2 separate regions of the Mus musculus genome follow, and region 2 is linked to region 1. The links are chromatin loops, found by intact Hi-C in ENCODE. Cell type or tissue: left cerebral cortex. All regions are shown on one strand.

What was found. Hi-C counts contacts between places; a loop is a spot of excess contacts. Peaks named below come from ENCODE experiments on the same cell type or tissue, not always from the same donor. Only the 100,000 strongest peaks of a DNase experiment are listed, where the experiment ranks them.
Region 2: a loop joins it to region 1, with 4 times the contacts of the local background. A loop is called at or near these places in 1 of 42 quality-filtered maps.

The regions. Positions count from the first base shown.
Region 1 is chr4:43,627,718-43,632,717 of GRCm38, forward strand. It overlaps Npr2 (natriuretic peptide receptor 2), which reads left to right and starts at 4,218. Exons shown (of 22, transcript NM_173788.4): 1 at 4,218-5,000. The coding sequence starts at 4,468. In left cerebral cortex, a CTCF peak has its summit at 2,641 (motif pointing right); DNase peaks (open chromatin) are centred at 1,899, 2,652, 3,268, 3,941 and 2 more places; H3K4me3 peaks cover 1,577 bases; H3K27ac peaks cover 1,801 bases.
Region 2 is chr4:43,742,927-43,747,926 of GRCm38, forward strand. No RefSeq gene overlaps it. Among named protein-coding and RNA genes, the nearest start is that of A630077J23Rik, 6.4 kb to the right of the region's middle. In left cerebral cortex, CTCF peaks have their summits at 382 (motif pointing left) and 2,442 (motif pointing right); a DNase peak (open chromatin) is centred at 2,433.

The sequences.
Region 1 (5,000 bases):
ATTCTTCTCTCACATATTCCATCCTGACTGCAGTCTTCCCTTCCTCCCAACCTCCCCTCTTTCCCAGACCCACTCCTATTTCCCTTCAGATAACAACCAAACACAGCATAACAGTTTACAATAAGCCTAGGCACAAATCCCCATATCACAGCTGGATGAGGCAATCTTATAGGAAGAAAAGGGTCCCAAAAGCAGGCAAAAATGTCAGAGACAGCTCTACAACCATTTTGTGTGTGTGTGTGTGTGTGTGTGTGTGTGTGTTTGACCCAGGGCAGACCCATACAGGCTCCCTGATTGCTGATTCAGTCTCTGTGAGCCTCTACGAACCCTGGTTAGTTGATTCTGTGGATTTTCTTATGGTGTTTTTGACCCCTCTTGGCTCCTACAATCCTTCCTCCCCCTCCCTCTTCCACGGAATTCCCCAAGCTCTGCCTAATGTCTGCTGTGGGTCTTTGCATCTGCTTCCAGATGAATCTAGATGAAGCCTCTCTGGTGATGATTATGCTAGGCTCCAGTCTTCAACTGTAGCAGAGTATTGTTGACTTCTTTTTTAAAACTGGTAGGTCTTGTTTGGTTCTATCCCTGGTCTCTGGGCTATCCAGTTTCTGGTTCCTGACACTCCAGGCAGTGCCAGGGGTGGACCCCTCTCATGTTATGGGTCTCAAGTTTGACCAGTCATTGGTTGGCCACTTACACAAGTTATATGCCACCTTTACCCTAGCACACCTCGCAGACAGGACAAATTGCAGGTAGAAGGTTTTGTGGCTGGGTTGGAGTCCCAATGCCTTCACTGGAAGTCTTGCCTGGATACAAGAGATGGCCCATGTAGGTTCCATATCCCTTATTACTAGGAGTCTTGGCTAAGGTCACTCTTGTAGATGCCTTCGATGCCAGGCTAGCTCAGGCAGTAAAGCATGAGACTCTCAGTCATGATATGTTTAACCTTCCTTTCAAAATTACAGAAAAAACCTTTCACCGGATATTAAAAACCTTGTTAAGCTGGGCCTGGGAGACGGCTCAGTTCATAAGAACTTGCTGTACCCGAGTTTCAATTCAAGAACCCAGGCAAAAGCTGGTTATAGTGTGCAGTGTGTGCCTCTAATCCTCGCACTGAGAAGGTGGAAGCAGGATCACTTTGGATTGCTTGTCAGCTAGTGTGGCCGAATTGGTGAGCACCATATTTAGTCAGAGAGTCTATCTCAAAAATAATAAGGTGAAGAATGGTAGAGGAAAACACTGGGTGTGGACTGTTTTTTGGTTTTGGTTTTGGTTTTTTTTTTTTTTTTTTTGTACACATACATACATTGCACATACCTGTGGAAAACAAACCACATGTGTACACGATAAATAAATAAATAAATAAATAAATATCATTTAATTTTGCTGACTGGCCTCTTCTGTCTAGACACACCGCTAATTGGAAGGAAGAAAGCACACTGGATGGTGCTTGAAAGTTTAATCCTTAAGATAACGCCTAGTTCTAAACACCGAGAATAATGGACACAGCTGCACCTGTGCTTCCCGGGTAACTGTGGTGCCTGTCTCTCACTGGAATCCACAGGCGTCCCTGAAAGACTTGGCTGGGCCTTGGTGGCCGAGACACTGTGAGTCCATGAATCAGCAGAATTTCTACCAAGAGGCTCCTCACCTTAGGAATCAGGGAACCCGGTTTCCAGTTTCTGTTCCACCACTGAAAAGCCATTTCGGATTAGAGGGTCGGGGGTGGGGGCTGGGGGGTGGGGATCGCGACTGTGTGACCTGTCTCTTGGCGGCTGCTTTCGATTTCGATTATTTCTGGGCAGGTGGACTGGAACCATTCTACCTCTGCGCTCTGTGAGTTGGCAATGTTATGTTATTTTTGCCCTGCTCTGCTCTTCTCGCGAGAACAGTGATTTGGTTGACTGGTGTGGAGCTGGAGAACAGCATGTGGTGAGTGCCTGCCGCATCCTGGAGACTGAGGCGAGGAGCACTGGGAGTGGGAGAGCAGCATGAGCCATGCCCCCAGTACCTGTTTCTAAACAAGTAACTATAAACAAACGAATAAATAAATAAATAAAATAATATACATAAATAAGTAAATATAAATAAATAGAATAATATATAATATACATAAATAAGTAAATATTTATAAATAAGAGAGGAACCATTTTTTTTGAGACATTTGCTATTTAGCTCAGGCAGTCTCTGAACTCACTATGTAGCCCAGGCTACTCAAATTCACGGTCGTTCTACCTCAGTCTCCCAGTCCCAAGATGACAGGCCTGAGAGTCGTGTCTTTTTCATATTGTCCATCCCCTTTGTGACTGCTCTTCCTTTTATTGCCCAGACAGAGCATAATTCCTTTTCACCAACAGGATTGACAGCCTGGAGCAAGAATTCATTTCCCTCGGTGTTCTTTAAAGGGGGGAGGGGTACCCATAAGCTTCTATTTGGATAGAGCATCCAGCAGGGCCACTTGTCAATGTGGCTTTCTTATGACCTCTGTGTTCACTCCAGGGACCAGGGTTTTTAGCTGTGTGCCCCTCTAAGGCAAGAGCTGAAACAATTAGCTTCTTTCGTGTTCCAGCCTACAGCAGCCAGAACTCATGGCTCTGAATAAAAAGACTCGGTCCTTAATTTCTCCTCAAGCCACTAGGGGTCGCCTTCATCTCAGAGAAAGATTGTCCTCAGCCTGCAAGCTCTCAGTCTCTGCTGGGGAGCCTTTGGCTTCTTGGCACTGTGATTTCTGGAGAAGTGGCTTCAAGTGGGAGAGAAACTGGCTGTCGGCATGGAGGAGAATGTGTTTATGTGCATGTCCTTTTTGATAATTTGAGAACTCCCCAAGGTGCCATAGCTGTTCCCTTTGCAATGATGTCATCTCTCACAAGCTGTTCTTCCAGATGGGGTCAGCACTCCAGATAAGGGGTACCTGGATGAACTTTCTAGCCTGGAATTTTAGGAGTGAGGTGGATCCCTAGGTGGGGGTACAATGAACTTTAATTGCTGAGGCCTGTTAGGCTTAGTCAGTCCATAAGCTCCCACCAAGTGTGGCTCAGGAAGACAAAAGGACAAGGCCCTGGGAACAGATGGCTGATGGATCCAATAGGCATAAGAGCAGAACGACCGTGGAGACAGAAACAGAGTGGAGAGTTGAGTCCCCAGGAAGAGGAGGACTCGTGGACTCCATAAAGATCCGAGAAGAATGGAGTCCTTTGGTGCCATGAGGGTCTGACTTCCTCCTGCCTGAGGAAAAGCACTCTGGCGTTGAGGAGATGGGTAGAGTTTTCCCTACCCAGGAATAAATGGATACCCAGTGATTGGGGATTTCTGACAGTTTCCTGGAGACTGGAGCATCTGCGGAAATCTGATTGAGTGAATGGACTCTAAGAAAAGTGGGGTGTCAAGGGAAGAAGGCAGGCATGAGTGAGATGGGAGCAGTCCTGTGCACAAGGGGCTTGGGGGAAGCAGAGGAAGGCCCTTACAGTATGGGGACGCCCATGAACCTCGCTGGCCTAGAGGCCCGGGGTGCTGAGCCCCTGGGGCGCTCACCGGGTGGTTTGGGGACTGGGAGGTCCCTGGGCGCCAGGCAGGGGTGGGGGTGGCAGCAGCAGCCGGAGGGTGGGGCCGGGCGGGGAGGGGAGGGGGAGGGGCGGGGTCGGGCGGCCTGCCGGGGAAGTCACACTCGGCCGCCGCCGCGGGCGCAGCGAGCGGAGACGCGCCGGGCCGAGGCGACCTGACCTGGACGAGCGAGCGGCGCGCGCGGGGGCCCAGGCGGGGGGCGGGAGGCAGCGGCGGGCAGCGCAGGCCGCCGGGCCCGGGAGAAGCGGAGCGGAGAGGAGCGGGGGACACGGGCGGGGCCGCCGCAGCTCCGGATGGGACCAGCGCCCGGGCCCGTTAGTCCAGGCAGGAGCTTCGGGAGAAGCCGTCACTGGGAGAGTCACCCCTGCCTTTCCCTCCCCTCTGGCCCAGGCCTCGCTTCGCTCCCTGCCTGCCCATGTCCCAGTCCTTCCGCGGCGGGCGCCCTCCCACCTCAGCCCGGGGCTCTGGCTTCTCGCAGCTCTTTGCTCTCCCGGCCCGATCAGCTGTGAGGTGTCCCCGGGCCGTTTCTTTGTGCCAGCCTCCCCCAAGTCCCTACCCCATCCCAGGCTCAGATTCCTCCCTTCTCGGCTTGGAATTGTCAGGCTACTTCACCTCTCACTGTCCTCATCCCGGTCGCAGGCCCCCTTGGTCTCTTCTTCCTTCTGCCACCCTATCCTTAGTCCCTGGACCTGGCTGTGGGCTGGTAGCCCACTCCTTCCCGACCCAGGTTTCCCCCCATCCTCTTCTTGCGTGGTCCCCAGCACTTTCTGTATCCGGGCCGACTAAGCTTGCCCCCACTTCTCTTCCTGGCCCTCTTCCCCAGGCTCCAGGCTGGGTGGCGCTTGTGCCTGCCCAGTAGGCCAGAGCGGCCCCTGGTTCGGGGGACCGTGGGTCAGCTGCTCTATCCCCATGGCACTGCCATCCCTGCTGCTGGTGGTGGCAGCCCTGGCAGGTGGGGTGCGTCCTCCGGGGGCACGGAACCTGACGCTGGCGGTGGTGCTGCCAGAACACAACCTGAGCTATGCCTGGGCCTGGCCACGGGTGGGTCCTGCTGTGGCACTGGCTGTGGAGGCACTGGGCCGGGCACTGCCCGTGGACCTGCGGTTTGTCAGCTCCGAACTAGACGGCGCCTGCTCTGAGTACCTGGCACCACTGCGCGCTGTGGACCTCAAGCTGTACCATGACCCCGACCTTCTGTTGGGCCCCGGTTGTGTGTACCCCGCTGCCTCTGTGGCTCGCTTTGCCTCACACTGGCGCCTTCCCCTCCTGACTGCGGGGGCAGTGGCCTCTGGCTTTGCAGCTAAGAATGAGCATTATCGTACCCTGGTTCGCACTGGCCCCTCTGCGCCCAAGCTGGGTGAGTTTGTAGTGACATTGCACGGGCACTTCAATTGGACAGCTCGGGCTGCTTTGCTGTATCTGGATGCTCGCACAGATGACCG
Region 2 (5,000 bases), 120 kb after region 1:
CAAAACAGGCCAAGTGTGGTGGTAGCCTATATGCACACTTTTAATCTCAGCACTCAAAAGAAAGAGGCAGGAGGATCTCTGTGGGTTCCAGGCCAGCCTTGGCTACATAGTGAGACTGTCTCAAAAATAACACAACAATAACAACAACAATGGAAAAAAAACCAAAAAAACAAAAAAGTTCAAGGATAGCCTGGGAATTATTAGCCTCTTTCTCAAAAACAGTGGAGGGGATTTACATAAAATAAAGGCCAGGTTTAAACATTTACTTAAAAATGGAGAAAGATCTCACAAACAATATTTAAAAGAAAACATTTTAAAAATAAAAGTAAGCCTTACAACACAAATGCTCCAACTGCTCCATCTGGTGGTCTTGGTCTGGGTGCTGTGTACTGAGGGAGAGAGCTCAGACTAAATAAAGTATTAAGAGTTTGCCTGGAACTTTACACTAGCCATCAATCCTATCAGGGGCAGCCTGCTTCCCGGAGGTTGTCCTTGCTGGTGTTATTCTTGGTTTATCTGTCTGTTTTGAATCTAGGAGCTCACCCTGAAGCTGGTGCTGGCCTGGAATTCACTATGTAGCACAGGCTGGCCTGGAATTCATGATCGTCCTGACTTGACTTCTTGAGTGCTGAGATTATATGCTGACAACATCATGCCTGGCTTTTGTTTCCTTTAAAAAGAATTGCAATGTGTGTGTGTGTGTGTGTGTGTGTGTGATTAATTCGTGTGTGGACATGTGCTCATGTGTGCATGTGCTGTGTGTATGCATGCGCTGTGTGCATGTGTGGAGTTTGGAGAACAACATTCAGGAGTTGCCTCTCCCTTCTACTATGGGCACAGGGGTCTGAACTCAGGCTGCCAGGGTCGACAGCAGATGATATAGATTTGTGGATCTATATCACTGCTTTTGCTTTCTTTTTAAGTGATCAAACATTTTTGTCCACTCACCCTCGTCTAGATTTTGCCTCTGAAATCAATATTACTCTTACGCATTATTCAGATTTTAGAGTAATTTCCGACTCGAGCCTCTCTCTCTGCTTCACCTATAACTTTACCAAGTAGTCCCATAGTGACTATTGAGACTCTTGGGAATGAACAGCAGCAATCATTATTGGAAAGTTCACACATGTTTTGTTTGTTTGTTTATTTGTTTTTCCAGACAGGGTTTCTCTGTATACAGCTCTGGTTGTTCTGGAACTCACTTTGTAGACCAGGCTGGTCTCGAACTCAGAAATCTGCCTGCCTCTGCCTCCCAAGTGTGCCACCATGCCCGGCTAAGTTCACACATGTTAAAACTCAGATCCACTGACAAGCTTAACAGAGCCACCTGTCAAAATGACTGATTGAAGGGCTGTTTTGTGGCTTTCAAAAGTTTGCTCATTTTTCCTGATAGCTTTCAAAGGATTTGTGTGTGTTATGTGTATAAACTTACGAAGTTAACTTTATTCTTAGGGCTGAAGCAGTTCGAAGCCACCGGGCCACAAGGCCAGGGTTATAAGCCTGTTCTTTCCAAATCAGCTCTCCCCAACCCCATCTACAAAGTCCAAGTCCTCTGCTCAGCCCCGGAACACTTACTCCAGTTTGTTGAGTGCATTATTTCTGGATAAGGTCAGCTAGAAGCTCACCTTTATGACTCAGCCTGTAATCCCAGCTGTTCAGGAGACAGAGGCATGAGGATTTCAGGAGTTACAGAGTGAGCTAGATAGAGTCAGCAGGAGCAACTTCATGAATCCCCCCCCCCCCAAATAAAAAGCCAAGATGGTCGGGGTTAAAAGCTTAATGCTAGAGCACTGGGCTAGTGTGCGAAGGTCCCAGGTTCAGTTCTAGCTATTTAAAGAAGCATGTTGTAGCACTTTCTTTTGCTAGTTCTTATTTTTAAATGGCCACTAGTAGGGTATCAGGTATAATCGTGAGCTTAGTAATGGCCTGTGACCAGTAAAAGACCTTAGCAATATCCAGATGCAGGAATGTGGGAGTGGTGTGGGGGCTGCAAAGGATGTTTTGCCGGCATGTATGTCTGTGTAGCATGTGTGTGTGCCTGATGCCCTCAGAGGTCAGAGGAGGGGCATGGAATCTGCTGGAACTAGGGTTACACACAGTTGTGAGCCGCCATGCAGGTGATGGAGATTGAACGTGGATCCTTTGGAAGATCAGTCGGTGCTCTTCACCACCAAGCCACCTCTCCAGCCCTCTACATAGAGTCTTTCGACACAGGTTTCTGACCCTCACTTTTTGGCAAGCACAGAATGCACTTTATTCTGTTATGTCGTAGGTGGTATCGTTGTTGCATTACATATTGGAAAAATTATACAAATTGTCATTAAAAATTAATCGTGGCGGTGGATTATGGAAATCTAGTAACCACTGATAATGGAGAAATAAAGGACATGGCTGCTCTGAATCAACCTTCTAAGGATCTGTAGTTTACTCAAGTGGCCACTAGAGGCCACTATGTGTACATTTAGAGAGCTACACACTTGTGCAGTTTGGAGAAACCAGGAAAAATTTTCCCTCTAAACTTTTTTTTTTTTTTTTTTGAGGCTTATTTTATTTGTATTTTTTAACCACGGAACCATCTCTGTAATCCCTACGTCTTTTACAAACTGTGGTAAGTCATGTGCAACACAACAACTAGTCATTTTAACTGCTTCTCCCTGTTAGCAGGGATTGAACACGGGCCTTTGTAGCTGCTGGGCCACCTCCCACTGAGCGGCATCTTTCTCTCACATCTCCTTCCACTTAAGTGGAGAGTTCAGTGGTACCCAGAACATTTTCAACACCGCATAACCTTCACCACCGTCTCCATAACCGTGCCCATCCTACGCAAACTCTGAGCCGATTCAGAGGTAATTCTCCTCACAGTTTTTGGCAACCATGCTCCTTTCTGTCTCTGAATTAAACACTTAGGTTTCTCTCCTGTAAGCAGGGTCGCTCTCATTCCTTTTGCAACTTGCTTATTTCATCCAATGTAACATCTTCAAGGTTGATCCATGATGTAGCAAGTGCCAAATCTTTCTCTTTTAACGGTCATGCTCCAGGTGCTTGTACATATAAAATAACTTTTGTTTGTTTTCAAGACAGGATTTCTTTGTGTGGCCCTGGCTGTCCTGCAACTCGCTCTGTAGATCAGAGTGCCCTTGAACTCACAGAGATCTGCCTGCCTCTGCCTCCGCCTCCGCCTCCGCCTCCGCCTCCGCCTCTGCTTCCACCACCAGGTATTAAATAACTCCTAATATTTAAATTGATTTTATTTTATTTTTTTTTCTGCTTTTTGGAACAGGGTCTCACTAAATTGTCCAAGGTTGCCTGGAATTCACTATGCAACTCAGGCTGACTGCAGACTTGGGATTTTTCTGCCTCAGCCTCCTGAGGGCTGAGATTGTAAGTCTTGTTTTGTTAGAGGGGGGAAAAAAACTAAAAACAAAAAACAAAAAAACCCGCTAAAAGCACTAAAACCTCCCAGAGTTTGATATACTCACATGAACCTGTTGTTTGGCCACTTGCAGCACAGTTATCTGGTGTATTCTCCCATGCACCTCACTCATAGTTACAAAGTTAATTCCTGAAATTCTATCAACCCACAAACATTTTGAATAGCTCTAAGAATGATGTTATTATTTTAAGTGTAACTAAAACAGTGTTGTCACGTCTTAAAACATTTAATTATGAGTTCTTAGTACAATCAACTCTCAAGCGAGAGCCCAATTTTCTACATAAGTTTTCATTCTTATTTTCCTATATTCATAACTGACCACTATAAGCTTGCAAAGATCTGGTTGTGCCAGAGTGACCTGGTTCGAAACCAAGAGAGGTGGGATTTGAACTGAATAGGAGAACTTCCTGGATATGAATGAATCTTCGACACGCTGTCTGCTCATGCAGTTTGCTTATCTGTGGAAGCAAGAGCTGGGGCTGCCGAGGAGGGATTCGCAGACCGGGACCTTGCCGAGGGTGGGGGTGGGGGTGGGGGTGGGGGTGGGGGTGGGGGTGGGGGATTCATTTGTACTCTCAGTTCAGTGCTCTGTGAGCTACTCTAGCAGGAACATAAAGTAGCTTATTATTTTGAGAAGGGTCAGAGGATCGAATCTTAAATGCATTTGGATCTTGTAAAGGAAAGGTTTGTGAATAGAGCATAAAGAAAATTTAAACAAATGAGAAATAATGGAGGGCCCTTAGACAGGTGCAAGGACGCGGGCAAAGTAAGGGGCGGGGCTGGAGAGATGGCTCAGCCTGGCGGTTTTTCCAGAGCCAGTTCAGTTGCCTGCACTCTGGTCCTGCAGCTCACAACCACCTGCAACCCCTTAACTCTAGGGGATAAGACACCCTCTTCTGCCTGCCCCATCCAATGTGCTTGAGCTCAGGGGAATAAAAATATCTCTCAAATAAAGGGAGAAATGTTGGAAAAATCAACATTCAGCAGGGATTCGGGGCACTCTAAGGTAAAGCTTTGGTCTCTTGTTACTACTGTTGTCATTGATATTTTCTATTCAATTAGAGCAGCAGAAAACCACAGGATCCCCAGTGTTTTAAGGATTTATTATTTATCAGGAAATCAAGTTAACTTAAGGCGCCTGGTCGTCTTTGACGCAGCAGGCCCTGTTAAATTAAATGCTTGGGATTCCATAGGCCAAACGGAGAATTTCTGGCCCCAGAGTTTCTTTCAGATAAGATAGCCAGCCTTTTTATTCATTCACGTCACTTGATTTGTGTGCCTAATGAAACCCATTACGTTGTAAGATAACTTTAAAATTTTAGTTTAAAAAAAGATTTCGTTTAATTCAAAATTTCAAGTTTATTCTATATAATGGTAAAATTATCCACTAAAAGGGAGTGATTCATAATACATTTGCTTAAAGGTCCACAGTAGGTTTTGTGTCGATCTCCAACCAGACTGGTCTTCAGTATGGGCTGCGATGCTCAGGCAATTCAGCTTAGCTTCAGCAAAAGCAAATATTTAGAATTCAAAAGTAAACATTTGAATCCAGAGCCCATTAGATTAA